Linked DNA regions of Homo sapiens: region 1 is linked to region 2. A link is an interaction called in ENCODE POLR2A ChIA-PET data of the cell type or tissue named here. Cell type or tissue: OCI-LY7. All regions are shown on one strand. Links, peaks and the distances in the headings refer to the core of each region. The heading gives the core; the rest is flanking DNA.

Evidence for each region. Peaks named below come from ENCODE experiments on the same cell type or tissue, not always from the same donor. Only the 100,000 strongest peaks of a DNase experiment are listed, where the experiment ranks them.
Region 1: POLR2A ChIA-PET joins it to region 2 with 8 read pairs; 4 of 35 experiments call an interaction of 5 or more read pairs at or near these places.

Annotation. Positions count from the first base shown.
Region 1 is chr6:89,707,852-89,724,502 of GRCh38, forward strand. It overlaps MDN1 (midasin AAA ATPase 1), which reads right to left. Exons shown (of 102, transcript NM_014611.3): 39 at 15,661-15,768; 40 at 15,104-15,292; 41 at 11,285-11,374; 42 at 10,916-11,179; 43 at 10,515-10,776; 44 at 8,799-8,958; 45 at 7,802-7,918; 46 at 6,692-6,900; 47 at 5,297-5,445; 48 at 4,724-4,935; 49 at 4,185-4,405; 50 at 2,830-2,943; 51 at 645-777. Among named protein-coding and RNA genes, the nearest start is that of LYRM2, 77 kb to the left of the region's middle. RefSeq lists an enhancer at 13,311-13,812. In OCI-LY7, for the core only: no CTCF peak of the experiment used is centred there; no DNase peak of the experiment used is centred there.
Region 2 is chr6:89,822,490-89,839,140 of GRCh38, forward strand. It overlaps CASP8AP2 (caspase 8 associated protein 2), which reads left to right and starts at 7,391. Exons shown (of 10, transcript NM_012115.4): 1 at 7,391-7,617. LOC124901536 (small nucleolar RNA U13) reads left to right here and starts at 806; the gene lies at 806-907. RefSeq lists a silencer at 6,741-6,790 and an enhancer at 6,891-7,080. In OCI-LY7, for the core only: no CTCF peak of the experiment used is centred there; a DNase peak (open chromatin) is centred at 12,812; H3K4me3 peaks cover 395 bases; H3K27ac peaks cover 1,478 bases.

The sequences.
Region 1 (16,651 bases), core at 6,206-8,705, 120 kb before region 2:
AAAATTAAGTAAATTCATATGTGAGTGTGTACATAAGTATGGAGGTGCTATTATGTCTCCAACATTTGAGGACAGGAAATGATGTGGACAGAGAGATTGCTGAGGAAGAGACAAGTAAAAACAAGTAGGTGAAAATGGGAGGAGCTGCTGGGAATCAAACAAAAACCAGGCTGGGCACAGTGGCTCACACCTATAACCCCGGCACTTTGGGAGAATGAGGCAGGTGGATCACTTGAGCTTAGAAGTTTAAGACCAGTCTGGGCAACATGGCAAAACCCTGTCTCTACAAAAAAGTACAAAAATTAGCCAGGTGTGGTGGTATGTACCTGTAGTCCCAGGTACTTGGGAGGCTGAGGTGGGAGGATGGCTTAAGGCCAGGAGGCAGAGGTTGCAGTGATCCAAGATTATGCCACTGCACTCCAGCCTCAGTGACAGAGCTAGACCCTGTCTCAAAAGCAAAACAAAAAACAGAAAACAGTAGAAAATATGATTATCGTATGATAAAGGCAATCATGTCCAACACCCCACAACTTCTCAGGTTCACAAAATTCAACACACATAAGCTATTTGACAGATTCTTAGGAAAGGTATAATCCGAGAAGCCAGTGAGGCAAACAGTGCCCAGAGCAGCAGGTTTCACTTACTTGTTTGCAGCTGATTCTAAAAGGGCAAAGAGCTGGTCAGGCTGGTCCGTTTGTGGGTCAAAGTCCATCAAATTTCTAATCATGTCCAGAGCCTGCATATTCCATCGGGGATCCAGAGGGATCACAAATTCATCTAGTTTAAAAACAGAACAAAACAAAAATCAGAAATATTGGAGAAACTCCTTGCCTGGGAAGTTTCAGTTGAATATTTTCATTGTTTTACTTTGAGCACATTGAATCATGATGGGGAAGAGGTTGAACCAGTAAATACCATGAGTTTCATCCCATAATACTAGAATAGCAGGGTTTAATAGCTTTTACACTCTATCTTTACCAAATGCAAAGTATCTGTATGTCCTGAAAGTTCATCCCAATGCAGGATATAAAGGTAATCCCTACTAGAATACAACATTCCAACCAATGAATTCACTTCCTGAGATCACACTAATCCATGGGCTAAATTACACAGTGGTCACCATTAGCTTAAAAAAAAAAAAAAATACGTACATGGCAGAAAATGAATAAATACACCTCACTATCTGTTTTCATTAAGAAAACAATGCAGTTTTTTAAACTTAAAAACAAATTCTCTATAATCAGAATGTGGCTGCTGCTGCCCCACAATCCTCTGGCTCACACCTGACACAACTTCTGTGAAGCAGCAGGAGGAGACTGACATTCTCCAGAAGTTGTGAAAACCCAAGGAAGGGAGGCAAGACACAAAAAAGGGTAACATTAATTTGAAGGTGGCTGGCAGGACGGTTCAGTGGAGCACTTTAAGTTTTAAAAGCATCCACCATATAGTAGACTACCCAGACTACCCAGGACATACTGTGAACAGCAGGTACATTAAGGAGGGAACCCATATTCCAACACTCAGTAAGATAAAAGGGCTACAAAACTGAAAAGGACAGTTGGAGCTAATGTGTTCCAACAGAGGACAAGCGATGCCTGCTGAAAATGAAAGCTGCTACTGTAGAACTGTGTTTGTAAAAGTTACAATCCTCTCATAGTGGAAAGCCATGCCTTAGTTCAGCCACAACTTGACTAGCAAAGTATTTTTCTCTATTGTTTGATTTCTTCCCATTCACTCCATGATCTTTAGTGCACATAAAGGAATTATTTAGCACAAAAGCATCATGCATATTTTCTTCTAAACCAAATGGCCAGTGGTATATTTTGATCAACATCAAATGAAGATGGAGGTAGAAAATTTTAAATCTGGTGTTGTGAAAATGCCCATTTTCTTCATTAATGCTTGTGCCAATCAAGTTAATATTACTCTGTTCTAGGAAATGTTTATTCTCTCACTCCTTATTTAAAAAAAATTAATCTTGAATACTTCCTTTGATCAGATATCTTAGATGTCTATTTCTGTTATCACTATGGTTTTATAACTTCGTCATCAAGGTTTTCTCAGAGACAGGGTCTGGCTCTGTTGCCCAGGCTAGAATGCAGTCAGTGGCACTATCACAGCTCACTGCAGCCTCAAACTCCTGGACTTACACAATCCTCCTCTCTCAACCTCCCAGGTAGCTGGACCACAGGTACAAGTCACCGCATCTATCATTAAAGGTTTATATTTTCCTAAATTAAATGACCCTGTGTAACTTTCCTTTAAGTCAAATATCTCGTGGTTTGAAACTCTTCCTACTAACGATACTGGTAGACAACACAAAGCTAAGGGTGGAAGGCACCTCAGAGAAATAAGAGCTTAATTCCCCTAGTTTCTAAACACAGGCAGAGACAGTGAATGATGAGCCAAAAATCTACCAAGCCAGTTTGTGGCAGAGTTGGTACCAGGGCCTAGTGTTCCAACTCCTAGATTCTTTTTACTCCATGGCATATCATCAGCCTCCTTCAGAAGCTGGAGGATAAATGGATAGTTTCAGGCCAAGCATGGTGGCTCAAGCCTCTAGTCCCAACAGTTTGGGAGACCAAAGCAAGAGGATTGTTTGAGGCCAGAATATCAAGAAGACCCTGGGCAACTTAGTAAGACCCTGTCCCTTTAAAAAAAAAAAAAAGAAATTTCAAAAAAAAAGAAGGAGAATTTGCTTCTGCATATCATGAGTCTTCTAAAAAATACCGTTATGTTGAGACCTCTAACAGGTCAGATCTTTTCCCCATAAAGTCAAAAGATAAGTTTCCAAAACAGTGCTGAGAGCTAGAAATCAAAAGTGCATACCTGTTGTATTTGGTTGTAATATTTTGAAAACATTACTGACTGCACCTGAGAGGGAATGTGAGTAAAAATTCCTGAGAGATGCAGCACTGGCTTCCAAATGAATTTGTATGGACTCTGTGGAGGAAGGAGAAACCAGTGTTAGACTCTAAAGCAGTGCTATCCAATTGAACGTTCTGCAGTGATGAAAATGTTCTACAGCTGCATAGAATAACCACTAGTCACATATGAGGACCTGAAATGTGGCCAGTGCAACTAAAGGACTGGATTTTTTATTTTTTTAAATCTAATCTACATTTACATTTTAGTAGCCCTCTCTGGCTGGCTAGTGGCTATCATATAGGACAATACAGATAAAAATATTTATAAAAATTCTCTACATATATTTAGACAGATGACCACATGTGTTACAAAATATTATAAACATCCATGGGCTTATTGACAAATTCTCATGAAGTAGAAAGGCTCATGTAAACTCAATTACTTAATCTCCACCAACAAATTCCATGTTCTGTACTTTACAATTCAAGCAATGTTGTTATTGTTGCTTTGTCCTCTCTTAAAACGAAAGAACTACAAAGAAAGTACAGGTGGCCCTCCATATCTGAGGGTTCCACATCTGTGGAATTCAACCAACTACAGATCAAAAATATTCAAAAATTTAAAAAAACAAAAAATAAAAATACAACAAAAATAATATAAATTTTAAAACAACGTACTACAACAACTATTTACATAGCATTTACATTGTATTAGGTATTATAAGTAATCCAGAGATGATTTAATGCATACAGGAGGATGTGTGTAGGGTATATGAAAATACTATCCCATTTTATATAAGGGGCCTTAGCGTCCACGTATGTTGATGTCCCTGGGTGGGGGAGGGAGAGTCCTTGTATCAATCCCCCACAGATACCAAGGGACAACTCCAAGTGTGACAACATGGAGCACTGGAACTAAAATAAGATTAGAATCTTATATACTTTTAGAGGAAATGCATTTATCAAAACTAATACCTTTCCCATATAGAATGGTTCTGTAGCAGTAGTACAGCACAAAAAGCAGATGTTCAAAACTAAAAAGTAAAATAATACAGTATGCTTTCCTTTTGAATTTGTTAGGAAGGTGACTATATCCTGAAATGCTAAGGATAACATGGAAACAAAAGTTTATCTTGTGACACATCTACAGGCAGACTTGCTCCTTAACAGTAATGCTAGACCACAAATTTCTTCCTAGGAGACCTCCCAACTGTAATTTTAACAGTGTAGTCACAGATTAACACAGCTGCTGAGGCACTTAAATAGCATAAGTGTATATAAATCACATCAGTGGACAAATTAAGCTGTTCTACTCACCAAGCCCCTGCGGTATATTCTTGGCTAAATGATAAAGCCATTTAACTCTGAGCATCCAATCCTGATTGGTTGCTCTTTCTATGAGCAATTTAACAGCCATGACCAAAACATCTGGTTCATCGATCCAGTAAGTATTCACTTCGACTGCATTGAATTTCAGGTTCTCAGGGCTGGGGGACTGCATAATTTTCTCTAAGTCTTGCAAGGTAAAAGGCTGACTCCTGAAATTCATTTGAATGAACAAACTCAGTACTAGAATAACCTTTTATTTCACATTCCAAATAACTGAGAAAACCTCTTTCACAAATATTGGATCAAAGGTAAGAGAGAAAAGGAGAGTCTCCCACAGAGGAAGAAAGTTAAAACATACCTAATAAATAATCAATAGGGAGCAATATCACAATGAACAATAAAACTATGACAGCTACACAATAAATGGCCACAGAATGCTCCAGTTAAATATATTGTGTCCTGACCATTTCCAGCAAAAATAAAAACCAGCCAAGAAACCAGAGACACAAGCTGAAGGCTCCACTGACCTTGTCCAGCTGCTGGTTTTCATGCTCATCCTGTTGAGACAATATACTAAGATCTGTCCATCTCTTCGGACTGTAGACAGGTGTGAATCTTCAGTAGCAAAGAGAGCTGAGGGCACAGAATCTGGCCACAGTCCCATGCCAAGAATGGAGTCTCCCCAGGTTTCATGTGCTCGCAAAGAAGAAACATGTTTCTCCAGTAAAGCCTGTACAAGCTGGTAGGAGACAAAAACACAATACAGTGGTACCAACATAAAAGTGATATTCCCCAAAAACCAGCAAAGTAATAATAGTCCATGCGACCACCTCACAACAACTTTTAATACACTCTTCAATGAAAAACACAAGTCAAATTCTACTTTTCCTGATGACATGTAAGTTTAAAAAAAAAAAAAAAGGAATATTTACATTCAAGCTATTTTCCAGAAAAGTACCTGGATACCAGATCTCTATTAGAGCAAACTGCAGTGGTCAACTCTCTTAGGTCACTGGGTTGCCACCTTTAAAAATAATTTCCTCGTACTCAAGAATGTAGGGTATTACAACTTAGAAACATTCTGCAATACTTCATAGTACCTTCCGGTTTGCTGGTGAATGCTGGGAACAGACATATACTTCCCAGCATGCTTCAGAAAAGGCTCTGTCTAAACTCAGCCCTCGCTGCAGGTACTGGACAATTAGTATGGCTGTCTGGATTAGAGTTGATACAGAAGATGTTGGAGAACCTATTAAAAAAAAATTGCCATCTATAAACAATAGAGTCTTTAAAATCTCCAATGAAAATGGATAAATTCTGCCCTCCCATCAAACCTCCTTCCTGTCAACCCCACCCAAATACTTACTTTACAAAACATTCCAAGTAGACTCTAGAGTCCTCCGAGGGCACAAAGGACCTGTAGGAACCTTTGTATTCCTATCTCCCCTGTTTCTCTATGGCTGTCTGTAGTTTATTATGGGGGACTCATTTATAGATGTGATAAAGTCTGGTCACATATATCCTTAATCTAATGCTGACACACACTGAAGGTGGCAAGTTGAGTGTAACCTCATAAAAGACCATGGGATTTGAAATCCAACAGGCCTATTTGCAAATTCCAGCTGTTATTATTAACTGATAAATTACTCAAACTCTCTGAGTCTTATCTGAAAAATGAAAACATATGCCTTGCAGAACTAATGTAAAGATTAAATAAACAGCTGGGCATGGTGGCTCACGCTTGTAATCCCAGCACTTTGGGAGGCCTAGGTGGGCGGATCACGAGGTCAGGAGATTGAGACCACAGTGAAACCCTGTCTCTACTAAAAATAAAAAAAAAATTAGCCGGGCGTGGTGGCAGGTGCCTGTAGTCCCAGCTACTCGGAGAGGCTGAGGCAGAAGAATGGCATGAACCTGGGAGGCGGAGCTTGCAGTGAGCCAAGATCACGCCACTGCAGTCCAGCCTGGGCGACAGAGTGAGACTCTGTCTCAAAAAAAAAGAAAAAAAAAAAAAGATTAAATAAACAATCTGCATGGTACCTAACACAGAGTAGTTATCCAACAAGCAATACTTCATTTATTATCTTGTTCCTTTTTGTGTAATTGAAAGTTTAGAAAAAGTAACACCTGTCTGCTTTAAACAACTCAAAGTTTCCTCTTTATTCCAACTTCAAGAGGCTGTTGATGACCCTGGAGAAATGATGGGCAAACTTCATAAACCTCAGTGCGTAAAGTGGAATTACTCGAGGGTTAGCCTCTGCTTACTTGCATCAGAATGACATAAGAAGCGTCTTTCAGATACTGATTCCTGTGCCTTGCCCTGCCCTGCTGAACCCAATCTCTTGGGGTGTCTGGAAATCCACATTTTTAACAAGCTTTCCTGATAATTTCTATATACACTAAATGTACGAAATCTTTGATGAGCAGTCCAATGGAATGACATAAATTTCTTGAAGACTAAAACTCTGCAAAGGCCCAAAAGTCAAGCACCTCACCTACAACAGTGCTCCGGGTCTCTGTGTGTAAAGCCAAGAGGATGTCACATACACTGTTCCCCACCAATCCAAGGCTGTGCAGCAGAACTTTCAAATCCAGGTTGTCTGGGGTGCTTGCATCCCCTTCCCCTGAAATGTAGATTTCAAGTCCACGATTCCTCATAGCTCGGGATATATCTCCATGAACAGGATCCATCGAGAGGAAAAGTCTAGAAAAATAGCAATTCAAAGAAAAAAATGATTTTAAATCCCAGTGCAACCAAAGGTGTAGCTCAGCATCAGTCAGTGAGGGCAAATCCTATGTGGCTCATTGTCACAGAATTCACACCAAGGATCTTTTACTTCTAGCATGCATCAATATAGCAAAAGATTTTCTCTAAACCTACTTTCCTAAGGAACTGTGTATGATATATCCAGTGTACCTTTAGTGCTGAGAACTTTAAAAATTTAACCTTCAGATATTCCCCAGAGTAGGCTGTACTAATTCATTATTCTAACTCACCTACAGACAGCAGAACAGGAAGCAAGTGTAGTCTCCTGAAACAACTGGATTCATATATTGAATGCCCATCAACATCTCCATCTAGTTATCTTACACCTCTGATGTATGTCTGAAAGTAAACAGCTGATTCCCGGTAGACCCTCCCCACATTAAACCTGCTCCTTTACCAGTCTTCCCTTTCTCAATGAATGGCAACCCCATTTACCCAGTTACTCAAGCCAAAAACATAGGTGTCATCCTTGATTCTTCTTTTTCTCAACCCACATGTCCATCAGCAAACCAACCCATCTGACCACCCTCATCTAAGCCACTGTGATGTGTTGCCTAAATTACTGCAAAAGGATCATGACTGGTATCTCTGCTTCCCACCTTCGTCACCAATGCAAGGCAAGGACCTTGCCCCTCTTGTTTATGCTGTGTTTCCAGAGCCCAGCAATGCCTGGCAAATAGTAAAGCCTCAGTAAGTATTTGTTAAGTGAATTAATAAATGGGTGAACTTCTCCATGATTCAGTTTATAAATAAAATATATAAGGAAGTCCTACTGAACGTCTACCTCTGCTACTGAGGCTGTCAGATTCTGAGGCAGAAATGTAAGAGATACAAATACCTGAAATTGGGATTTGGTGTTATCGTGGGAGTGGATCCATCTATCATTCCTCTCTCACTAATAGTGAGGACACCTCCGGGTTCAAGCAAAGCATTCAAACGATCCAACACTGATGGGCTGCAGAGACAGAATTCAGATGGTGGATAGGCTGACATGCTGCATTGACTCTTCTTTCCTTCCATGCACGGGGCTCCAAATGCTTTTGACTCACATTTCCTTTCGGCACAATCATTCACCCAGATACAACAGTGATCTCTTTCAAAAGTAGATTCCCCATTGATTTTCCTTCTCGCTTCCCTAGGCACATAGCCCAGGGCCTTATACACAGTAAATACACAAGATATTTTTGAATAAATGAAATTAAAGAAAATGATAAGTTCCTTGCACTATAACCTTTTCACTTTTTCCTTTCCTGCCCCCCATCCCTCAACATTATCAAATCCATTTAAGGCAGCTGGATTTCAATTTGTAACATTCAGATAAATGCTCCGTGAAGAAATAGTCATCATCTAACTTGTAGTAGCTTCTATGTTAACTGTATATGTACAATAGTTTCACACTTGTCCTTTACCTTACTGCAAGATCAAGAATGATACATGGTTGAATTGCTGCATCACTGATGGCCATTTAATAAATGCCTGCCCTGTGTCAGACCCTGCATTAGAAAAAACTGCACTGAAGAAACCCTAACAAAAGGAAGACTTCTGATATTAAATTAAAAGGCCTAACTCAAAGGACATTGCCAGGAAAAATAATCCAATTTTGTTAGCCTTTGCTTTGGCTGAAAATTATCATACAGAGCTGAAATCTTATAACTGTCTGATGACGAATTACCACTGTTCACCACAGGGAGAAGTCTACAGAATATGGCTGAGGACGCTTGCGTAATTAAGAAAAACAGTAGCTTCAAAATACCAGCACTTCTATCTGGGTTTCTACTTTGACAAGCATATCCCAAATTTCAAGTTGGACCACTGATTAGGCATAAGGTTCTTACTTGCAGAAGTTAACATTGTCCATCAGAAGCCAGTCTCCAGACTTCAGGGCCTGAACCAACATGCTGTCAACCCATTCAAATGTGCCATGGCTATGGCCACTGGCCAACTGCGTAAGCTTCACACCAAAGCTTCGGAACTCTTCAACAAGTTTGGCAAACTCTGAAATGTCACAGGGAAGAATCACCATCCACAGCACTTAACTTCAAACAAAGAATTAAGTTTATGAAAAGGAAGCTTGATACTTCTAGCCAAGGTTTTTAAGATTTCATAAAAGAATAAATAGAAGAATGTTTTGCTTCTGTTTAAACACAGATAGGAAAGTTAAGTTTAAGACAGAAAATACGTTTTAATGGCTCTCTGTATTAATAGCTACTCAGGGTTGACTCTAGGGTGATAGAGGTGGCAAATGATTTTTCTGTATTACGGTTTCTCAAATGGCAGAAGGAGGACGTTTCCCACCTATCAGTGCATTTATACTAAATGAAAGTGCTATAACTTCACACAGTGCAAACTGGGCTTCCTTTATAATGAGCATATCATATGATTATAGTAATATAGTAATAACTGGTAATTACTTGCCAAATGCTTTATAGTTTATATAGCCCTTCCCTCGAAATTTTTCAGTTGATCTTTTTGGTTGGAAACTGTTTTATGACCATTTTTCATATCACAAGGTAATACACATTGGATTTCTACTTCTAAAGATGAGGGAGTAACGAGGTTTAGACTTAACATACCATAGTCCAACCACTTGCTAACTGTAAAACTGTAGGCAAGTAATTTTGTCTCTTTGAATATTCACATCCTCATCTATTAGATGTAGATAATCCTTCCTATAATGCAGTGTTGTCACGGTGATTAAAAGTACATATATTCAGTATAGTGTTTATAATAGAAATTCATAACTCAATGGTGAGTTTTACAATACCCATTTAAAAATATATGACACATGACTGCATCGGATATCTTTTATAATTAGAGTGAATGAGTAAAGGATTTCAAGTTCAAATGGCAGGCTTAAAGTGAGAAATGACAGATCAAATCAACAATGAAGAAAGTAAATGAGTGGCCCACCGCCACAGATAAAATGTTTGCTGGCCAAGAAGTGGGATGTCTGATTTCTTCGGCTATAAGGAATCAACACTTTGTAATCAGTTACAAGCAGGCTTTGGAAATAAAGAATGACAAGCATAGTGACAGACCCAGCCTGTGGGCCTTTAGGTTGAATCCTCCCTAAGAGCATGCTCACCACCACTCTGAAAGTGGCACCACAAAATGAGAGAAATTTCCATGTTAATTGGATGGCATACAGGATGATATATTTCCTCCATCTCCACACAAATGAATAAACACATCCTATGAATTCAGACTCCTATTCTTCAGTTTAAAAATGCTCAATTTCCTGAGAAATTATTGAGTAAAAAAATAGCCAGTAATAATAAAAGTTTTACATGCTGTTTTATCATTATAGGTGATTACACACAAAATAAACCATAAAGCAACGTAACCAATTTTTTTCCTATTTGATTTTTCAGGATCAACTATTCTGAATACTTTACCTCAGCTTCATTTTACTTTCTAGGTCAAACTTTCCCACAAGTTCTGATTGTTAATAATTACTAAATTAATACAAAACATTTGTAAATCTATTACGTGTAAATGGACACAATATAAGCAATGGTAAGTTCCTGATACAGAGATCCAAATATACATACCTGCCTTGCAGTATGAGTTGATTTTATTGTTGAGTCGCTGCATAAGCAATAACACTGCTTCTAGTTTGTTGACAATCTCCATCGTGATAGCTTTACCACCTTCTCCAAGACACTTAGGCTTATATGTCAGAAGAAAATGACTCCAGGCTCGCAGCACTACTTCTGCATCATCAGCACTGATAAGGAGGCTATCCCTTAACAGTGCCCTTACAGTTCCCTCCACCTTCTCTAGCAGCCTCCTCCAAGGTCGTATAAGATCAACCTGTAATTTCCAGAGGACATGAACTCATCATAGGGTCAGAGAATACTGTTATCTGTACTCATCACCAACTCAGAAGACTCTCAGTCAGACCACGGGGTTTATTATGCTTTGCCAGAAAATATGAAGGCAGACTGGTTACCTGCTCAAATCCACCCAGCAGCTCAGTAGTATCCATTGCACTGTTCATAGCCATGATCTTTAATGTGTGGCCAGTAAGGTGTGCCAGAAGCTGGACCAGGCTGGTCTTGCCCACAGAGGCTGGCCCGACCAGGATGACCATCCAGCTCATCTGCACACACTTCATGATTGACTCCAGGGGTTGGAATGACTGGTGCAGGAGCAACAGGGGATGGCGGGACGGGTGAGGAACACAGCTCCCACGGGAAAGGACTGAGTAGCCCAACTGAAAAGACATGCCAGTGAGATTTCCATAAGCGTGCCTGGTAGTGGGAGCAGAAGAAACCATTAAAAAATGTCAAAGGATAGAGGATTATCCTAGTCTCCTTACCTGAACATCATAGGGAGTGATACGAAATAGTCTGGTTCCCATGTATGGGTTGGAATTTGAACCAAACACATCCTTGAATACAGCAATGACCTAAAGGAAGAAGATAATGCAATGAAAACACAAATCACTCCACCTAATTCTTAGGCAAACTTTCTAGAAAACAAGCACAGTGATAAGAGTCACTATTCTAAAAACACTGGCCACAATTCCCTTATCCTTTTGAATTTTCTCTTATAAAAAGGATTGACTGCATTTATTTAATTCTTTGGAATGAAAGTAAATTTGAGATTGAGAACATAGCAGTCATATTCCAAACTATCTGAGATTCCAGTAACAATGCACCATAAATTAAATTGAAGCCATGGACACTGTAGTATTGAAATCTAGAGACAAAAAAAGAGTTGTTTGCTTTCATCATTGAAGATACTACCTAAAAAGAGGATAGAACAGTAATACGAAGATTATAAAGAAAAATGACCATTCATTAACCACCTCCTATGTACCAAACACTGTATTAAGTACTTTGGTAGATTATTTCTGATCTTTATACCCATGCAAAATAGTTACCATGTCCATTTTATATAGACAACAGCACTCACAAGAGTTATAGAATTTGCCCATGGTTGGTGACCGATTTTAAATCTAAGCCAGTCAGCCTCCAAAAAACATGTTATCCCTCCAAACATTTATGTAGATATGAAAACCAAATTTATTCCTCTAACCAATTATTTACATTGTTATCCTTTCATTAGCAGTAATGCTATTAGAAAATGTTCTGTTGACTCTTTTATTTTGGATCTCTAAAAAATCTAAGAGTAATGGTGGGGGGCGGATAGAGGTATATAAAAAACATTAATTTAGCCCACAGAAGTAGGGAAAATTAAAGCCAGAAAAAAAATAAATAAAGTATACAAAATAGTATTTCTAAAAAGCAGCAATACTTACATAATTGAATACTACAATGAAGTTAAAAAATAAAAATAATATAGATAAAATCATAATCAGTGTCAAACATTGGACTGTGAGACTAAAAGCAGCATAGGAAAGTGTTCCTGTCACCTACCTATGAGTCCAGGTGATACATGACCTCATGTTCCACACTAAAGTATATAATCTCCAACCCCTGATGTTCTACCAGAGGGTTAAAATTACAAATATTGCTACTCGGGAGGCTGAGCCAGGAGAATCACTTGAACCCAGGTTGCAGTGAGCCAAGATCACGCCACTGTACTCCAGCCTGGGCGACAGAGCAAGACTCCATCTCAAAAAAAAAAAAAAAAAATTCCCAATCTAGCTCTTTGGTTTAGCTTTATAAAATCAAAATTCCATTCAACTGGACTCTTCTAGCTTTTACAGACTTTATCCTTCTATAACATTATTTTTCTTGACCTTGTCTCCCCCGCTAGAAAACACCTATAAGGTCCATTACAATAACCTTGAATTGGAAGAGTGATGGAAAACTTCCACATACCACAATGACCCAGCACCTGACTAATCAATCATTCAACAACTGGCATGTGTTTTGGTCATAATTAATATACTATAAGTGGATGAAGAAATTAAAATACTAGCTGATTATGTGAATTATATATCAATAAAGCTGTTAAAAACTACTAAGACTTTCTCCTAATCAAATGATTGAAAGTCACCTACGTATGATAAATGAGTTAGTGTGTAATTAGATTCTGAATACCACACTAAAGAAGCTCTGGGTGGCCGGGCACAGTGGCTCACTCCATTTGTAATCACAGCACTTTGGGAGACTGAGGCAGGAAGATTGCTTGAGCCCAGGAGTACAAGACCAGCCTGGACAACACGGCAAGACCACATCTCTATTAAAAGTAAAAACAAATTAGCCATGCCTTGGTGGCATGTGCCTATAGTCCCAGCTTATCAGTGGGCTGGGGTGGGAAGATCCCTTGAGCCCAGGAGGTCAAGGCTACATTAAGCCGGCATTGTGCCACTGCATTCCAGCCTAGGCAACAAAGTCAGACCCTGCCTCAAAAAAAATAAGAACAGCTTTTCGAGGTAGGAGTCGACTCCTGTGAGGTATGGTGCTGGGTGCAGATGCAGTGTGGCTCTGGATAGCACCTTATGGACAGTTCTGTCCCAAAGGAGGGATGAGAATAGCTACTGAATTGTTTCTTCCCAGGTCCTAAAGAGCAAGCCTAACTCAAGCCATTGGCACACAGGCATTAGACAGAAAGCTGAAGTTGAAATGGTGGAGTCCAACTTGTCTGGACCAGCTTAACGGTTCTGCTCCTGGTAACGTTTTTATCCGTGGATGGCTTGCTTGGGTAAGGACATGAAGACAGTTCCTGTCATACCTTTTAAAGGTATGGAGAGTTGGCTTGACTACCCTGTGTGGAGCAAGTTTTAAAGAAGCAAAGAACTCAGAATTCATGCTTGAAGAAATGCAGGCAGACCTGTTATCCTAAACTAGGGTTTTTAATGACCACAACAAGCAAGCATGCAGCTTACTGCTTGAAAGGGTCTTGCCTCACCCAAGCTGGAGTGCAGCGGCCTTTGAAGCTTACTACAGCCTCAAACTTCTGGGCTCAAGTGATCCTCAGCCTCCCAATGGTCTTTGTAGACCGCCTGATGGAGTCTCATGGCACAAGAAGATTAAAACAATGTCTCCAATTTTAATAAATTTTTGCAATCCAAAAAAAGAAAAAAAATAAGAACAAACAGAATGGGTAGCAGAATGAAAGGGCTGTGAAAGTCACATGTGCTATGGGCCAGCCACATGTTCACATTTCAACAAGGAGGTTACTGCTTCTAGTGCATGCATCTATGTATCTATTCATTTATTTTCAAACAGTGAAGTTTACTAGAAGGAAACAGCAGACAAACTGGAGAGGGCCTAAACTGGAAAGCTGGCTCTGCTACCTGTGACACTCCATAACTTTAAGCCTTGGATCTTCACCTGTAAGATGCCATGACAGCACCTCCTGCCTATAGCTACTGTGAGCATTCAGCGAGACAGGATTTTAAATACCACAAACTAAAATGCACACGTTATTACAATTCCTTACAGTGGGAATTCTAGTTTTACAAACAGGTATTTTTATTTTCACTTAAACACAGAATATTCTCTCTTTATACGATTATACTTTCTAGACAAAATGCTTTGTAATTTGACATTTATTTAAAAACAAAACAAAACAGAAAAACTTCCTCTTCTACGGAGTATCACCTGTCTGCCTCCTCCTGCTTCTCACCTTGGTGCCTGTAAAGATGGTGAAGACTTAGTTCTTTACTACTGGAGGGCAATACTGCTTTAAGGTATGTGATCATGGGGATTTGGATAGATAAGCAAATTATGTCCTCTAAAGCAAGCTACTCTATATTGTGAGACCCCAAGGTAGGAGAACGTTTAGTCTGTTCTTTTAACTTTTAAATTTTGAAGCAGCTTTAACAGGCTTGCTAGCCGGGCGTGGTGGCTCACGCCTGTAATCCCAGCACTTTGGGAGGCTGAGACAGGTGGATCATCTGAATTCAGGAGTAGAGATCTGCCTGACCAATATGGTGAAACCCCGTTTCTACTAAATACAAAAAATTAGCCGGAACTGGTGGCTTATGCCTGTAATCCCAGCTACTTGGGAGGCTAAGGCAGGAGAATCACTTGAACCTGGGAGGTGAAGCTGCAGCAAGCCAAGATTATGCCATTGCACTCCAGCCTGGGCAACAAGAGTGAAACCCAGTCTCAAAAAAAAAAAAAAAAAAAAAGGCTTGCAATTAGTGTATGTCCTTTCTCACCCACAGGAAATCAACTTTCAGATGGAAAGAAATACAAATACCAAGCGTGAAACTCACCTTTTTTTTGTCCTCTTCGGTTCTCATTCTTTCACCATAGACCAAAAACACATGCTGACCAGGATCATAACACCCAGGGGACTGGTCAACCAGCATCAACTGACACCAGCGGAAAAGGTCCCGGAGGTTGAATTCCCAGGGTCCTCCTTTTTGCCCCCATTTCTTCTCAACAGTCACTTCATGATCAATCTAGAAAGAAAACATCCTGATTGGGAAACATGCCCTGCTTACTACTAGGCACTGCATTAAGTACTAGGAATGTACTACAAAAGCATATGTAATCTGAAACAAAAATTAACAGGCTTGATTCAGAGCCTCTTTCTCAAGACTTCCAAATGCCTGGCTTATCCTCTAAGCATTAACACTGGTAGTCACAATACAGAAATGAATTACTGGAAGCCTCCACTACATAGTGTCCCTTCCACTAGAAACCTGTAGAATTCAAAGTAATTTTTTTTAGTTAGAGATCCTGATAATTTGGTAGAACTCTATGTTGAAAAAATACTGGTTCAAATACAGCCAGAAAAAAAAAGAAACCAATACGTGTAGGTACTTACTTGGTTATTGAAAGCAACCATTTTCTTAACAATATTTTTCTCAATGGCTGGAAACAAAGTACTGGCAATGAACTCCATGTCAATTACTGTAAGGGGATCAACGAAGACCTAGAAATCCAAAAATAATATGAAGAAATGCCTTTGTTTCTCTTTACCAAACACTAGAAATGACTACCATGTCTTATTATGCAAAATCTTTAATACCAAGTAACAATACATGAGAAATATAATTTTCAGTTATAGAAATTTCTTTTTTTGTGTTTTGAGAATAAAGAATCATAAAATCTTCTAAATACAGCTGAGTAGAGGTTTTGTTTTTAAGGTCTATTCTAGTGAATTAAAGAAAAAAGAGGCCCAGTGCGGTGGCTCACACCTGTAATCCCAGCACTTTGGGAGGCCAAGGCAGGTGGATCATGAGGTCAAGAGATCAAGACCATCCTGACCAGCATGACGAAACCCTGTCTTCACTAAAAATACAAAAATTAGCTGGGCATAGTGGCATGCGCCTGTAGTCTCAGCTACTCAGGAGGCTGAGGCAGGAGAATTGCTTGCTCCCAGGAGGAGGAGATTGCAGTGAGCCAAGATCACGCCACTGCACTCCAGCCTGGGCGACAGAGCAAGATTCCATCTCAAAAAAAGAAAAAAAAAAGATACATGTTATTAAAAATTTCCTATGTATAATGTAAAATGCTTTTAAATCTGGGTGGTAGATACGAGTATTCACTATAAAAGTCATCCAATTTTTCCATATGTTTGAAAGTTTTCTCAATAAAACATTCTTCTTTTTTTAAGATGGAGTCTCATTCTGTTGCCAAGGCTGGAGTACAATGGCGCGATCTCAGCTCACTGCAACCTCCGCCTCCCGGGTTCAAGAGATTCTGCTGCCTCAGCCTCCTCAGTAGCTGGGATTACAGGCACCTGCCACCACACCCAGCTAATTTTTGTATTTTTAATAGAGACGGGGTTTCGCCATATTGGCCAGACTGGTCTC
Region 2 (16,651 bases), core at 11,739-14,238:
GGGAGGCTGAGGCAGGAGAATCACTTGAACCCAGGAGGCAGAGGTTGCGGTGAGCCAAGATCGTGCCACTGCACTCCCACCTGGGCAACAGAGTGAGACTCCGTCTCAAAAACAACAACAACAACAAAAATATATATATATATATAAATTAGCCAGGTGCAGTGGCAAGCGCCTGTAATCCTAGCTACTCGGGAGGCTGAGGCAGAAGAATCGCCTGAACCTGGGAGGTGGAGGTTGCAGTGAGTCGAGATCCCACCATCGCACTCCAGCCTGGGTGACAGAACGAGATTCTGTCTCAAAATAATAATTAAAAAAAATGATGATAAGGAAGGAATAGAGCATATATAGTATAGATGAAATAAGGTTGACAGTGTATTAGTAATTATTGAAACCAGATATTGGGTAATAGGAGTTTATTGTATTCTTCTTTTCTCTTCTTTCTTTTTTTTTTGGGACGGAGTCTCGCTTTGTCACCCAGACTAGAGTGCAGTGACACAATCTCAGCTCACTGCAACCTCCACCTCCTGGGTTCAAGCGATTCTCCTGCCTCAACCTCCCGAGTAGCTGGGAGTACAGGCACGCTCCACCACACACCCGGCTAATTTTTTCTTTTGTATTTTAAGTAGAGACAGGGTTTCACCACGTTGGCCAGGCTTGTCTCGAACTCCTGACCTCAGGTAATCCACCCGCCTCGACCTCCCAAAGTGCTGGGATTACAGAGGTAAGCCACCGCGCCTAGCCTATTGTACTCTTCTTTTACTTTTGTGTATGTTTGAAATTTTGCACTAAAAAAATAGTATCTTTGATCCTTTTATAGTTCATAAGCATGATGATTGGGTTTTTGCACACGTGTAATATGTGCCTCCCTCAAACCATGTTATGACCTCAGCATATTACCTGTCTGATATAAAAATATGTATATATTTTAGAAACAGGGTCTTATTCTCTCACCCAGGCTAGAGTGCACTGGTGCAATCATAGCTCAATGTAACCTTGAACCCCTGGGCCCAAGCAATCTTCCTGAGCAGCTAGGACTACAGGAACCTGCTACCACACCCAAATTTTTTTTTTTTTTTTTTTTTTTTTTTGAGTTAGAGTCTCACTCTGTCACCCAGGCTGGAGTGAAGTGGTATGATCTTGGCTTACTGCAACCTCTCCCTCCTGGATTCAAGCAATTCTCCTGCCTCATCCTCTGTAGTCTCTGGAGTAGCTGGGATTACAGGCGTGCACCACCACACCTGGCTAATTTTTTGTATTTTTTAGTAGAGACAGGGTTTCACCATGTTGGCCAGGCTGGTCTCAAACTCCTGACTTCAAGTAATCCTCCCACCTCGGACTCCCAAAGTGCACGGATTACAGGCATGCACCACCACACCCAGCTCTTCTTCTTTTTTTTTTTTTTTAGTAGACAAGGTCTCAGTATGTTGCCCAGGCTGGTCTCCCGCTCCTGGGCTCAAACAATCCTCCAGCCTTGGCCTCCCAAAGTGCTGGGATTATAGGCATGAGCCACTATGCCTGGTCTTAAATGTGTTAAGTTGTCTTAAGTCTTACGCTACTTTCTCTGCTGGTGGTGCCCACCCAACGGCCATTGGTGACCTCTGAAAATTAATATTTTTGAAAAAAATTATGAGTGTCATGTAAAGAGAACTTGGGTATCAACTTGTAGATGCTACCATTGACCAAAGATGATACAATCTGAGCTTTAATAAAGATAGCAGTTATAATGAATCAAAACCTATTAGTTTAACCCATTAATATAATACTAATAATTTTAAAAATTTGTTGCCTTTGGAGAGTAAGAAGTCAATCTTGAAAGCTGATAAAGGGAGAAATATAAAAATGTATCCTGCCTCTCATATGTGAATTGTACCACTGGGTAACTAAATAGAAGATGATGACAAGTGTCTCTTCCTGAGAATAGTCCACCTAATTTGAAAAAGAATTGCCAGTGTGGTGGCTCACGCCTGTAATCCCAGCACTTTGGGAGGCCGAGGAGGGCAGATCACGAGGTCAGGAGATCTAGACCATCCTGGCTAACACAGTGAAACCCCGTCTCTACTAAAAATACAAAAAATTAGCCGGGCGTGGTGGTGGGCGCCTGTAGTCCCTGCTACTTGGGAGGCTGAGGCAGGAGAATAGCATGAATCTGGGAGGCGGAGCTTGCACTGAGCAGAGATCGTGCCACTGCACTCCAGCCTGGGGAACAAAGCGAGACTGTCTCAAAAAAAAAAAAAAAAAAAAAAGAATTGACAAAATTAGAATACCACTATTTTGCAACTCCCAGTTAATCCATTAATCTTGGCATTAAGTATCAATGGCTGCTAACATAGCAAAAGGGGCAAAAAAAACCAGACTTTAGATAGCTCTTGCTGAAAGAACATAATGCTACCTATAGTCTTACCAAAAGGATCAAACCTCTGATCCAGCTGTCAATTTTTTTTTTTGGGGGGGGTGATGGAGCCTTGCTCTGTCACCTAGCCTGGAAGTACAGTGGCGCAATCTCAGCTCACTGTGACCTCCAACTCCTGGGTTCAAGCGATTCTCCTGCTTCGGCCTCCCAAGTAGCTGGGATTACAGGCTTCTACCACCACACCTGGCTAATTTTTGTATTTTTAGTAGAGACAGGGTTCCACCATGTTGGACCAGGCTGGTCTCAAACTCCTTGCCTCAAGTGATCCGCCAGCCTCAGCCTCCCAAAGTGCTGGGATTACAGGTGTGAGCCACTGTGCCTGGCCCCAGCTGTCGATTTTTTAAAATGAAGATGATAGAATATGTTAAGCTGCACCATGAATTTATAATCAGAAAAACTCAGACTGTGAAAGATTCTACAGATCAAAAACTCAGGTTTTTCAAGACATAAATTTAAGAAAAAAGTATGGGAGGGGAAACTGTGAATTATAAGAAATGGCAAAATGATTTAAATGTTTGTGAACCTCCAAAATTCGTATGTTGAAGTCTTAATACCCCAGTGTGATGGTATTTGGAAGTGAGACCTTTTGGAGGTAATTAGATTTAGATGAGGTTTTGAGGATAGAGTCCTCATAATAGGATTATTGCCCTTATAATGGGAGGGAAAGACTAGAGTCCCTTCTCTCTCTGCCAAGGGAGGATACACTAAGAAGGTGGCCATCTACAAGCCAGGAAGGGAGCCCTCACCAGACAATAAATCTGCTGGCTCCTTGATCTTGGATCTCCCAGCCTCTAGAACTGTAAGAAATTTTTGCTTGTTGATTAAGTTAAAGAGGTTCAGAACGTGCAACCCCGAAACAGACCATTTTGACATACTGATTATTTTGAAGTAAAGAAAAATCAGAACCAGCCAACTCAGTGAAACGTCTTTACCTCCCCAATTGCCTAAAATAAAGTATAAACTTACCCTTTTGCAAAGGAAATTTATACTCACAAAGGAAATTTCTGTTAGTAAAGCTATCTGTACCAGGAAGAGAGCTACTCCAAGACAACTTTTTTCACTTAACAGACTGTTATCTGTGTCAATAAATCCACTGAGAAAGTTTATGTTTTAAGCCTCAGCCTCCCGAGTACCTGGGATTACAGGCATGCGTCACCACACCCGGCAAATTTTGTATTTTTAGTAGAGACAGAGTTTCACCATGTTGTATTTTAGTCTCCACTAAAAATACAAAAATTAGCTGGGCATAGTGGTGCACGCCTGTAATCCTAGCTACTGAAGAGGCTGAGGCATAAGAATTGCTTGAACCTGGGAGGCAGACATTGCAGTGAGCTGAGATCATGCACTCCAGCCTGGGGACAGAGCCAGACTCCAGCTCAAAAAAAATGTTAGTTTTATTCAGTCTATAGTCGTACCGAGGACTATAGACTGAGGTCTACAGCCCAGGAGCTGTCCTTCAGAGTTCTGTCAGACTGCTGCAGCACAGTATTTCAGCCCACTGTTTATATACCTGTGGTGGAGGTTCAGTATGTGCAAAATCACATTAAAGTTTTGGTGCAGGAGTACATCTAGTTATAGATTTCAGAGGCATAATCACTAACCCTATCAGACGTTATCTCATGTGTAGGAAAAGGCACTATATTCCTCCTTTCCTTTCTTTTTTTTTTTTTTTTTGAGACGGAGTCTCGATTTGTTCCCCAGGCTGGAGTGCAGTGGTGCGATCTCGGCTCACTGCAAGCTCCCCTTCCCGGGTTCACGCCATTCTCCTGCCTCAGCCTCCCTAGTAGCTGGGACTACAGGCACCCGCCACCATGCCCAGCTAATTTTTTGTATTTTTTAGTAGAGACGGGGTTTCACCGTGTTAGCCAGGATGGTCTCGATCTCCTGACCTCGTGATCCGCCCTCCTCGGCCTCCCAAAGTGCTGGGATTACAGGCGTGAGCCACTGCGCACGTCCATATTCCTCCTTTAAGCAATATAGTGACTCAGGCAAGAGATGTTGGGGGCTGTGTGCACTATCCTGGTTTGCCTTCAAAGCATCTTTTCAGAGAGCTGCACTTCCTCACAGAGTGAGGGGCTTTGTGAAATTAGATGGCAAGCAGAAATGAGCAAAATGGCTTCTTACCCTTTTTACTTTGTCTCACAATAATTAGAGCACTATGTTTAAATGTCACTTCAAGGAATTATTTTCTCTATGGTTACATTTCTCTCTTTTTACAGTTTAACTTTTTCAAATAATTTTCCATTTTAGGATTTTTTTCTTTCTGATTTAACTCAGTCTTTGAATATGTGAAACAGTTACATGGTTCAAAAGTGAAAGGTTATAAAAATACAAACTCAAAAAGTAATTAATTAATTTAGTTTTTATTTTTCTCACCCTGTCTTATGGTGCTGAAAACTCAACAGTTTAATTGGGGCCAGGCACAGTGGCTCACATCTGTAATTCCAGTACCTTGGGAGGCCCAGGCATGAGGATTTCTTGAGCCCAGGGGTTCAAGGTTACAGTGAACTACGATTGTGCTACTGCACTCCAGCCTGGGTGACAGAGGCAGACTGTGTATCTAACACCCTCCCACACCCAACTTATTTGGGTGAATTATATAGTATGTAAATTATATCCCAGTAAAGCTCTTATTAAAAAAATTAAAGCCGGCCAGACACAGTGGCTCACGCCTGTAATCCCAGCACTTTGGGAGGCCGAGGCGGGCGGAATACCTGAGGTCAGGAGTTTGAGACCAGCCTGGCCAACACGGTGAAACCCCATCTCTACTAAAAATACAAAAAACATAGCCAGGCCTGGTGGCAGGTGCCTGTAATCCCAGCTACTTGGGAGGCTGAGGCAGGAGAATCACTTGAACCTGGGAGGTGGAGGTTGCAGTGAGCCGAGACCGCCCCATTGCACTCCAGCCTGGGCAACAAGAACAAAACTCCAACTCAAAAAAAAAAAAAAGTTAATTAATTAATTAATTAAAAAAAAGCCATGCATATGTGCAAATAAAAATACATAACTTAGGTGGAGTGGCTCATACCTGTAATACCAGCACTTTGGAAGGCAGAGGTCGGAGGATTGCTTGAGGTCAAGAGTTGGAGACGAGCCTGGGCAACAACATGGCGAGACCCTGTCTATATTAAAAAAAAAAAAAAAAAATGAAAGAAAGAAAGGCGAGTGTGGTGTTGTGTGCCTGTGGTCCCAGCTACCTGGGAGGCTGAGGTAGGAGCATTGCTTGAGCCTAGGAGTTTGAGGATGCAGTAAGCTATGATCACACCATTGCACTCCAGCTAGGACAACAGACTGAGACCTTGTCTCTAAAAAAATAATAAAAATAAAGCCAGGCGCGGTGGCTCACGCCTGTAATCCCAGCACTTTGGAAAGCCGAGGCGGGCAGATCACCTGAGGTCAGGAGTTTGAGACCAGCCTGCCCGACATGGCGAAACCCCATCTCTACTAAAAATGCAAAAAACTAGCCAGGCAGGCCCCTGTAATCCCAGCTATTTGGGAGGCTGAGGCAGGAAAATCGCATGAACCCCGGAGGCGGAGGTTGCAGTGAGCTGAGATCACACCACTGCACTCCAGCCTGGGTGACAAGAGTGAAACTCCGTCTCAAAAAAAAAAAAAAAAGAATAAAAATAAAAATAAATTGGTTGATATGGCAGTTAAGACTAAATGGGGTCAGGTGCAGTGACTCACACCTGTAATCCCAGCACTTTGGGAGACTGAGGTGGGAGGATTGTTTGAGCCCAGAAGTTCGTGACCAGCCTGGGCAACATAGCAAGACCCCATCTCTACAAAAATTTTAAAAAATTAGCCAGGGGTGGCCGGGCGTGGGTGGCTCACGCCTTTAATCCCAGCACTTTGGGAGGCCAAGCTGGGCAGATCACCTGAGGACAGGAGTTCAAGACCAGCCTGGTCAACATGGCGAAACCCTGTCTCTACTAAAAATACAAAAATTAGGTTGGCGTGGTAACACATGCCTGCAATCCCAGCTACTCGGGAGACTGAGGCAGGAGAATCACTTGAACCCCGGAGGCGGAGGTTGTAGTGGGTCGAGATCGCGCCATTGCACTCCAGCCTGGGCAACAAGAGTGAAACTCCATCTCAGAAACAAAACGAAACAAAACAGCCAGGGGTGGTGGTCGCTCGCGTCTATGGTCCCAGCTACTCTGGAGGCAGAGGTGGGAGGATCTCTCGAGCCTTGGAGGTGGAGGTTGCAGGGAGCCGAAATCGCTCCACTGCGCTCCAGCCTGAGCGACAAAGCGATACCCTGTCTGAAAGCAAAAAGAAAAAAAAAAGCTAAGTGGACAAACGAGGAAATGGGTAGGGATGAATATAGGCAGACTATAAGTAGCCGAGGAAGGTGGCCTTATTTTCGCACCTATCAATGCTCAGGCTGAGCTCCTGAGGCTAGACCTACCGGCACCCCCCATTCCTACAGGTTCTATAAGGCAAGTCAGGTATTCCACCCTGTAAAAAGCTCTTCTCTCTCCTGCCCCGCTAGACTAGTATCCCCTCCTTAAGGCTCCCAACATCCGAAGCTAAGTTGTTTGTCTGCCTATCATCCAGGAACGCGTCTGAGGGCAGGGAACAAATTTATTCATCGTAATCGAGCCCAGCACTTTGTCTCGCACGCAGCTGACAGCAGAATTTTAAGATAAAGTATTAAATAAATGACAGACCTCTCAAGGCTTCCTGTCTTTCACTAAAAAGCTTCTCTCAGGCCACGCCCCTACCTCCACTCAGGTCAGCCCCTTCCTATTGAAGCCCCGCCCCATCGCCTTCCCCGCCACCTTACACCCCGCCCCTCTCTCTTAAAGCCCTAGGAAGATTACTGGAGTTTGGCGCCAACCGTGTTTTTTTTTTTCCCTTCCAAAGGCGGGAACTAGTTGTGGGCGCTGCGACGTGCTTTGCGTCTGATATGATTGGCCGTAGGCACTCAGTCCCGCCTCCATACCCTGATAGCGCTCTGGTATTGGTGGAGATGCCAGGGAGACCTCGGTGGGCAGAAAGGAACCGGGTTGTCTTGGGCCGGGCAGGGCGGGTAAGTTGTCGTAGGGGCCCGGTCCGTGAGGGACTGCTAAGGAAGAGGCTGCATGGCGCGGTAGTCCCCCGAGTGGAGGTCGGCTGCCCCTGGGAAACCAGAGAGTCGGAGGGAGTCCATCTGGAGCGGCCAAGTAGGTCGGGGAAGGGCCGCGCCTGACGTCTGGCCGCAGGTAGCCACGTTCCCTCCGCCCCCGGTGCAGCTTCAGGGCTTGCACCCTGCGTCCCTCTGTGGTCCTTCGAGAGGGTCTGGGCGGGGACTATGGGTGGGCGCGCCCAGGAATTGTCCCTTCGGCCTCTCGTCCTGCCCCTCCCCCCCACCATCCAGTCTCTCCTTGGAATATACTCTTAAAATCTTTCGGATGGAGTTCTTTGGAGAAATGGGTTTCCTGGAGTGTCAGGTGATCATTGATGTTGATTGTTTCTGAAATGTTTATTTAGGCATCAAACCAACATGCCTAAATAAGTTTTTCATTTCTACAGCGCCTAGATTCATTCCTAGCACATAGTAGGCCCTAACTCAGATGTGAATGTAGGATTCGTAGGAGCTGAGCATTTGTGCTTCAGGCATCAAGTTGTCTTTGACTCTTCGACTCTTCCTTGGTCTTTTTCCATTCTCCACACCTCCAGCAGCAAACCTTTCGCCTCTCCTCAAGGCCTTTCCCCCCCATCTCCCTCAGCGCCTCTTTGACTGGAGGGGGACAGAGGCTTTCATGGCAGGGATTCTCCCATCTCCCTTCCTATCCCCGCTATGCCCTCCAATTATCTTTTCCTGGCGTTCCGTTTTACAAGAGATGGCCTTCTTTCCAAAAACATTTATATTGTATTGAATATTCTTGATTTTGGCCATCTTGCTTTACAGACAGACCTGGGGTCTAATTTCAGCTCTGCCACTTACCAGGTGGTTGCCTTGTGCAAATTTCTTGATCGTCTGTGTTTTCCTCATCTGTAAAATGGGGAAAAGAATAATATGGACCTCATAGAACTCTGGGGAGGATTTAAACTAAGTGAATAATGTATTTAGATCATTTAGGTTAGTGCCTGGAACATAGTAAATGTGCCGTATATGATAGCTTTTGTTAGTATTTGCCCCTTACCTCTTCTTCTGGGGTCTTGCTGTATTAGCCTTTCCCATGAGTGTAAAAATACACTGTCTTCTCTGGCTTTTTCCTGTTTTTCTCTACAAATGCTTGTGTTTTTCTCTAAATTTTATTTTTTGTCTTTTAGCGTCTACATTAAGGACACATTCTCAGTTTCGTAATGATTTTTCTTTTTCTTTTTTCCTTTTTTTTTGAGACTATAGCCCAGGCTGGAGTGCAATGGCAAGATCTCGGCTTACTACAGGTTTGACCTCCTGTGCTCAAGCAATCCTCCCACCTCAGCCTTCCAAGTAGCTGGAACTACAGGTGTGCACCAGCATGCCTGGCTAATTTTTGTATTTTGTAGAGACTGGGTTTTGCCATGTTTCCCAGGCTGGTCTCGAACTCCTAGGCTCAAGTGATCAGACTGCCCTCAGCCTCCCAAAGTACTGGGATTACAAGTGTGAGCCACCCCGCCCAGCCACATTCTCTCAATTTTAAAAAGAAAACTTCCTTCAGACTGCCTATAACGAAAGGCTATGTGATCCTTCTCCTGTCTACTTTGCTTTCACATCTGAATCCATTGGAATTGTCCCAGAAAAGATTATGCATGAGTAAATCTGCTTACAAACTTTTTTTTTTTTTTTTTGAGACGGAGTCTCGCTCTGTCACCCAGGCTGGAGTGCAGTGGCACGATCTCGGCTCACTGCAAGCTCCGCCTCCCGGGTTCATGTCATCCTCTTGCCACAGCCTCCCGAGTAGCTGGGACTACAGGCGCCTGCCACCACGCCTGGCTAATTTTTTGTATTTTTAGTAGAGACGGGTTTCACCCTGTTAGCTAGGATGGTCTAGATCTCCTGACCTTGTGATCCGCCCGCCTCAGCCTCCCAGAGTACTGAGATTACAGGCTTGAGCCACCACGCCCGGCCAAACATTTTTTTTTTAGACAGAGTCTTACTCTGTCACCCAGGCTGGAGTTGCAGTGGCACGATCTCAGATCACTGCAGCCTCCACCTCCCAGGTTCAAGCGATTCTCCTGCCTCGGCCTCCCCAGTAGCTGGGATTACAAGTGTGTGCCACCATGTCAGGCTAATTTTTGTATTTTTAGTATAGATGAGGTTTCACCATGTTGGCCAGGCTGGTTTTGAACTCCTGACTTCAGGTGATCCGCCTGCCTCGGCCTCCCAATACAAACTCTTTTTCAGCATGATAGTTCTCAACTTGGAAAATTTTGCCTCTACACTTTCACAGGTGCATCACTTCTGTCGGTAGCAACTCTCATATATCGAGATCCTCAAATGGGAGAAGGTGAGGAAAAGTGAAAAAGACCCATTTTCCAAGAGATTCTGATACATTTTTCTTCCTCCTCTCCTTCCTCTCCTTCCAGGAGAATCACTGGCCTATATGATTTCAAGAGTGTAATCTCACGTATCACTAAGGTGCTGATGAGTCCCAAATCATAATACCTACCATGCCTTTTCTGTATGACATTTCCAGCTGTTGGACATCTTTTTGTTTTTTGTTTTTTTCTCCCCTAGACGGAGTCTTGCTCTGTTTCCCAGGCTGGAATGCAGTGGCACGATCTCAGCTCACTGCAACCTCTGCCTCCCAGGTTCAAGCGATTCTTCTGGTCTCAGCCTCCGGAGTAGCTGGGATTATAGGCACATGCCACCACGCCCAGCCAATTTTTGTATTTTTAGTAGAGATGGGGTTTCACCATGTTGGCCAGGCTTGTCTCAAACTCCTGAACTCAGGTGATCCACCAGCCTCGGCCTCCCAAAGTGCTGGGATTACAGGCATGAGCCACCACGCCCGGCCTTTTTTTTTTTTCTTTTCTTTTTGAGATGGAGTCTTGCCCTGTCGCCCAGGCTGGAGTGCAATGGCGCGATCTCGGCTCGCTGCAACCTCCGCTTCCCAGGTTCAAGCGATTCTCCTGCCTCAGCCTCCCGAGTGTGGGATTACAGGTGCGCACCACCACGCCCAGCTAATTTTTTTGTATTTTTAGTAGAGACGGGGTTTCACCATGTTGGTCAGGCTGGTCTTGAACTCCTGACCTCGTGATCCACCTGCTTTGGCCTCCCAAAGTGCTGGGATTACAGACATGAGCCACCACCCCCAGCTGCTGTTAGACATCTTTATCTGGATGTCCTACAGATAACTCAACATGACTTCACTGGTTGTCCATTGCAGTTAAAGCATGACTGTCCTCCAAAGCTAGAAACATGAGAATCATCTTTAACAAATTGGGTATTTCTTTAATTCAACAGATATTCTTTTATTACTTGCCATTCTGCTAGGCCTGCTGAGAGCTGGGGATACAGTGAGAGCTGGGGAACAGAACAGGGATGGTCCTAATCTTTATGGAGAACCATTGGGTGGTCCATTGGGTGAGATGGACATTTCTCCAGGAATCCCACAAAAATGGAATCATGAACTTCAAGAAGAGGTCATGTAGGGAAAGGACACAATGGGGTAAGAGTATATAACAGAGGGCCTGACTTAGTGGGAAGAGAGGGTGGACAGGGGAGACTCAAAATGGCTTAAGCAAAATATCAAAGAAGAGCTAAGTGAAAGTAGAATATTGAGGAAAGAATATTCCCTGCAGAAGCCCTGTGTTGTTTTTTTTTTTTTCGATTTATAAATAGTTTATCCTGTTCACATTATGCAGAATTTCAGTGTCGTTAATCCACAATGTTAGTACGGTAACAGAAACATAAAGGAGAAAAAAGGCAGGTGGGGGGAGGTTCATAGTGTGGCCTGACATAGTCTAAGGGTTCTCTCCTGTAGTATGCATCTCCTGCAGGCAAGTATTAATATCACTTCATTGTTTGAAGGACAGTACACTATCCAGGATTCATTTATTGTTCAGGTGTCTTTTCTAAAGTATGAGAAAACAGGAATAAATTCAATAATGAATATCTGCAATTCAAACCAATTTAACTACAGGTCAGTGGTGTCTTTCTTATCTATTATCACAAACATCCCAGTTGCCTCCATCTAAAAATTTCTTTCAAAAGTTAAGACACAATTAATTATATCTTATTAATTCCCTCAAAAGCAAAAAAAAAAAAAAAGTACCATTCAGCATACAAAAGTTACACATTAAAAGTGTATATATAGGGCTGGGTGCGGTAGTGCACGCCTGTGATCCCAGCACTTTGGGAGGCCGAGGCGGGTGGATCATAAGGTCAGGAGTTCAAGACCAGCCTGGCCAAGATGGTGAAACCCTGTCTCTACTAAAAATACAAAAAATTAGCTGGGCGCGGCAGCAGGCCCCTGTAATCCCAGCTACTGAGGAGGCTGAGGCAGGAGAATCGCTTGAACTCGGAGGGCAGAGGTTGCAGTGAGCAGAGATTGTGCCGCTGCCCTCCAGCCTGGGTGACAGAGTGAGACTCTGTCTCAAAAAAAAAAGTGCATATTTCCTTTTTTTTTTGAGATGGAGTCTCTCTTTGTTGCCCAGGCTGGAGTTCAGTGGCATGATCTCGGCTCACTGCAACCTCCTCCTTTCAGGTTCAAGTGATTCTCCTGCCTCACCCTCCCAAGTAGCTGGGATTACAGGTGTGTGCCACCATGTCTGGCCAATTTTTGTATTTTTAGTAGAGATGGCGTTTCACCGTGTTGGCCAGGCTGGTCTCGAACTCCTGAACAAAGTTGATCTGCCCACCTCGGCTTTCCAAAGTGCTGGGATTACAGGCGTGAGCCACTGCGCCTGGCCTCAAAATTTGTTTTTTATCCTGAAATCAGCAGGAAGCACTGAAGGGCTTTTTGGTGGGGTTTTTTTTGTTTTTTGTTTTTTTTCTTTTGAGACGAAGTCTCCTGTCCCCCAGACTGGAGTGCAGTGGCGTGATCTCGGCTAACTGCAGCCTCCGCCTCCCAGCTTCCAGAAATTCTCCTGCCTCAGCCTTCCAGGTAGCTGGAATTATAGGCATGCGCCACCACGGCTGGCTAATTTTCGTATTTTTAGTAGAGATGACGTAGGCTGGTCTCGAACTCCTGACCTCAGGTGATCTCCTGACCTCAGATGATCACCCACCTCAGGTGATCGCCTGCCTCAGCCTCCCAAAGTGCTAGGATTACAGGCGTGAGCCACCACATCCAGCCTAAGCACTGAAGTGTTTAAGCAGAGTTGGGAACACGATCATGTTTGCATTTTTAAAAGACAACTCATGCTGAGGTTTGAAGAACAATTTGAAATGGGGGAAGACTGTCCATTTGAATACACTTTCCATTAAATCTTGTTGACTACCTCTCAGATCTGTTTTTAGTGTTTTGTGGGTTTTTTGGTTTGGTTTTGAGACAGTCTCGCTCTTTGACCCAGGCTGGAGTGCAGCAGTGCAATCACAGCTCACTGCAGCCTCCGGAAGCATGTGCCACCACACCCAGCTAACTTTTCTTTTTTTTGTAGATATGGAGTCTCACTGTGTTGCCCAGGCTGGTCTTGAACTCCTGGGCATAAGAAGTCCTCCTGCCTCAGCCTCCCAGAATGTTGGGATTACAGGCATGAACCACCGTGCCCAGCCAAGATCTGTTTCTTATTTTTATTTCCACTACTAAGAACTTACAGTGACACCTCGTTGTCTTCTGCTTTGTTTTGGTAGCCTTTTCTATCTCCCTTCCCACTCATATTTTCCAGACTCTTGCCAGAGTTAAACATCTAAGATGCAGATTTGATCATTATATTGCCCTACTTTAAAAACCTTCACTGGTTCCCCCATTCCCTTCTGGATGGAATCCAAGTATCTTAATCACATAATACATCCCCTGACCTTTATTTTTTTTTTTTTGAGAGAGTCTCACTGTCACCTAGGCTGGAGTGCAGTGGCACGATCTTGGCTCACTGCAGCCTCGGGGCCTGTGACTTCCTAAACTTTATTCTCACATTCTGATCTTGCCTTCCCATGTTCTATTCTGTAGGTGTTCACACCCATACTTGATTGTGAACTTATAGACAGATGTGGTGGGGAACAGATGTGGGGAGATCGTGTCAAGAAGTGTTCGCCAATGTGAGCCTAATTTAATTGAACCTTGGGATTTTGGAAACCTTGAGATAGTGAATAATGGAGCTAGAATGGTAGGTGTCAGTCTATGTCAGGATAAGGAAGTTTTTTTTTTTTTTTAATGGAGTCTAGCTGTGTGGCACAACCTCGGCTCACTGCAACCTCCCCTTCCTGGGTTCAAGCAATTCTCCTGCCTCAGCCTCCAGCAGTTGGGACTACAGACATGCACCACCATGCCCAGCTAATTTTTTTGTATTTTTAATAGAGGTAGGGTTTCACCATGTTGGCCACGATGGTCTCGATCTCTTGACCTCGTAATCCACCTGCCTTGGCCTCCCAAAGTGCTGGGATTATAGGCATGAGCCACTGCACCCAGTCAGGATAAGGAATTTGTACTTTATAGAAATTGGGAAGTAACGGAAAGTTTTTGAGCAGGATTGCGGTAGAACTAACCCAGTAGTTGTGCGTAGCATGTATTTGGAGTGGGGAAATAATTAGGTAGCTATAGTGGGGTCCTGAAACAAATCGAAATGGCAAGAATGGGAATAAATGGGAGAAATATTTCAGAGGTAGCATCAGTAAATCAGTAGTCTGTTAGGGAATGTTAGTGCTACTCCAAGAAATTAGAGAAATGAGGAGGTGAGCAGATATGGATGGAAAGATGATCTCTTGTTTTGGACTTGGTGAGTTTGTACCTACAGGAATGTGTTTATTAATGTTAGCATTTGTTTGTTTGTCTGTTTTGAGACAAGGTCTCATTCTGTCACTCAGGCTGGAGTGCAGTGACTTGATCTTTGCTCACAGCAATCTCTGCTTCCTGGTTGTGCTTAAGCAATCCTCCCACCTCAGCCTCCTAAGTATGGTTGGGACTATAGGAGTGTGTCACCACGCCTGGCTAATTTTTGTATTTTTTGTAGAGATGGGATTTCGCCATGTTGCCTGGGCTGGTCTCGAACTCCTGGCCTGAAGTGATCCACCCACCTCGGCCTCCCCACAAAGTGCTGGGCCCACAAAGTGCTGGGATTACAGGTGTGAACCACTGAGCCCTGGCACCCAGCCACTAATTTTTTTTTTTTTGAGACAGTCTTGCTCTGTTGCCCAGGCTGGAGTGCAGTGTGACAATCTCGGCTCACTTCAACCTCCGCCTTCCCCACGCTCAAGCAATTCTTGTGCCTGAGCCTCCTAAGTAGCTGAGATTACTGGTGTGCGTCAGCATACCTGGCTAATTTTTTTTATTTTTAGTAGAGACAGGGTTTTACCGTGTTAGCCAGACTGGTCTTGAACTCCTGACTTCAAATCTGCCCGCCTGCCTAGGCTTCCCAAAGTGCTGGGATTTAGGCATGAGCTACCATACTTGGCCACTAATTGTTTTTTTGTTTGTTTGTTTTTGTTTGTTTGAGACAGAGTCTGGCTCTGTCGCCCAGGCTGGAGTGCAGTGGCACAATCTCAGCTCACTGCAACCTCCGCCTCCCAGGTTCATGCCATTCTCCCGCCTCAGCCTCCCAAGTAGCGGGAACTACAGGCGCCCACCACCACACCCGGCTAATTTTGTTTTTGTATTTTTAGTAGAGATGGGGTTTCACCGTGTTAGCCAGGATGGATGGTCTCGATCTCCTGACCTCGTGATCCGCCTGCCTCAGCCTCCCAAAGTGCTGGGATTACAGGCGTAAGCCACCGTGCCCAGCCCACTAATTGGTTTTTTAATGTTAGACATCCTCACATTTTTGGGATAAATCTCACTTGTCTGTAGTGCTTTTTCGTTTAATATCTTGCTGGATTCAGTTGGTTGATTTTTTTTTCTTTGTGACGGAGTCTCGCTCTGTTGCCCAGGCTGGAGAGTGGTGCAATCTTGGCTCGCTGCAACCTCCATCTCCCAGGTTCAAGCTACTCTCCCGCCTCAGCCTCCTGAGTAGCTGGGATAACAGGTGCGTGCTACCATGGCCACCTAATTTTTGTGTTTTTAATAGAGACGGGGTTTCACCATGTTAACCAGGCTGGTCTCGAATTCCTGACGTCAAGCAATCTACCCACCTTGGCCTCCCAAAGTGCTGGGATGACAGGCCGATTTTTTTTTTTAAGGCTATTTCTGTTTATGTTCATAAGAAAGATTGGCTTGTAGTTGTCTGGTCTTGTAGTTTTTTTGTTTTGCCCTATTCTTGACCAGTTTTTTTGTTTGTTTGTTTTTTGTTGTTTTTTGAGACGGAGTCTCACTGTGTCGCCCAGGCTGGAGTGCCGTGGCGCGATCTCGACTCACTGCAACCTCGGCCTCCCAGGTTCATGCCATTCTCCTGCCTCAGCCTCCCGAGTAGCTGGGACTACAGGTGCCTGCCACCACACCCGGCTAATTTTTTTGTATTTTTAATAGAGAAGGGGTTTCACCGTGTTAGCCAGGATGGCCTCGATCTCCTGACATCATGATCCACCCACCTCGGCCTCCCAAAGTGCTGGGATTACAGGCATGAGCCACTGCGCCCGGCCCAACCAGTTTTGAAATTGAGGTTGTATTCGCCTCAAAAAATTATTTGCTTATTCACAAATAGTTTTTTTCTGTTGTCTGGAACAGATTAACTTTTCATTATTATTATTATTATTTTTAGAGACAGAGTCTCATTATGTTGCCCAGGCTGGTCTTGAACTGGGCTCAAATGATCCTCCCGCCTCAACCTCCCAAAGTGCTGGGATTACAAGCACGAGCCACTGTGCCCGGCCTAACTGTTTTAAAATTTGTGGTGTTTGTGCCTTATTTCTTTTTCTTGATTAGTTTTGCCATAGATATGCTTATTTCTCTTTTGACAGAGCCAACATTTATTTTTATTGATCTTTCTAGTGCTTGTTTATTTTTGTTAGTTTTTGCTGGTTATATTTTTATTTATCTGGGTTTACTTTGTTCTTTTTCTGACTTCTTGAGGTGATTGATGGCCTCATTAATATTTTGTCCTTTCTTCCTATACATTTAGTACTGTAACTTTGCCTTTAAAAGTACTATTTTGGTTTTATCCCATGAATTTTCTGTGTTGTATTCATTGTTATTCAGTTCTGTACTTTTTCCCAGTTTCCATTAGTATTTGTTCTTTGACCTATGTTTATTAAGTTCCAATTGAACAGGGAAATTTGAAAGTGCATTGTTAACT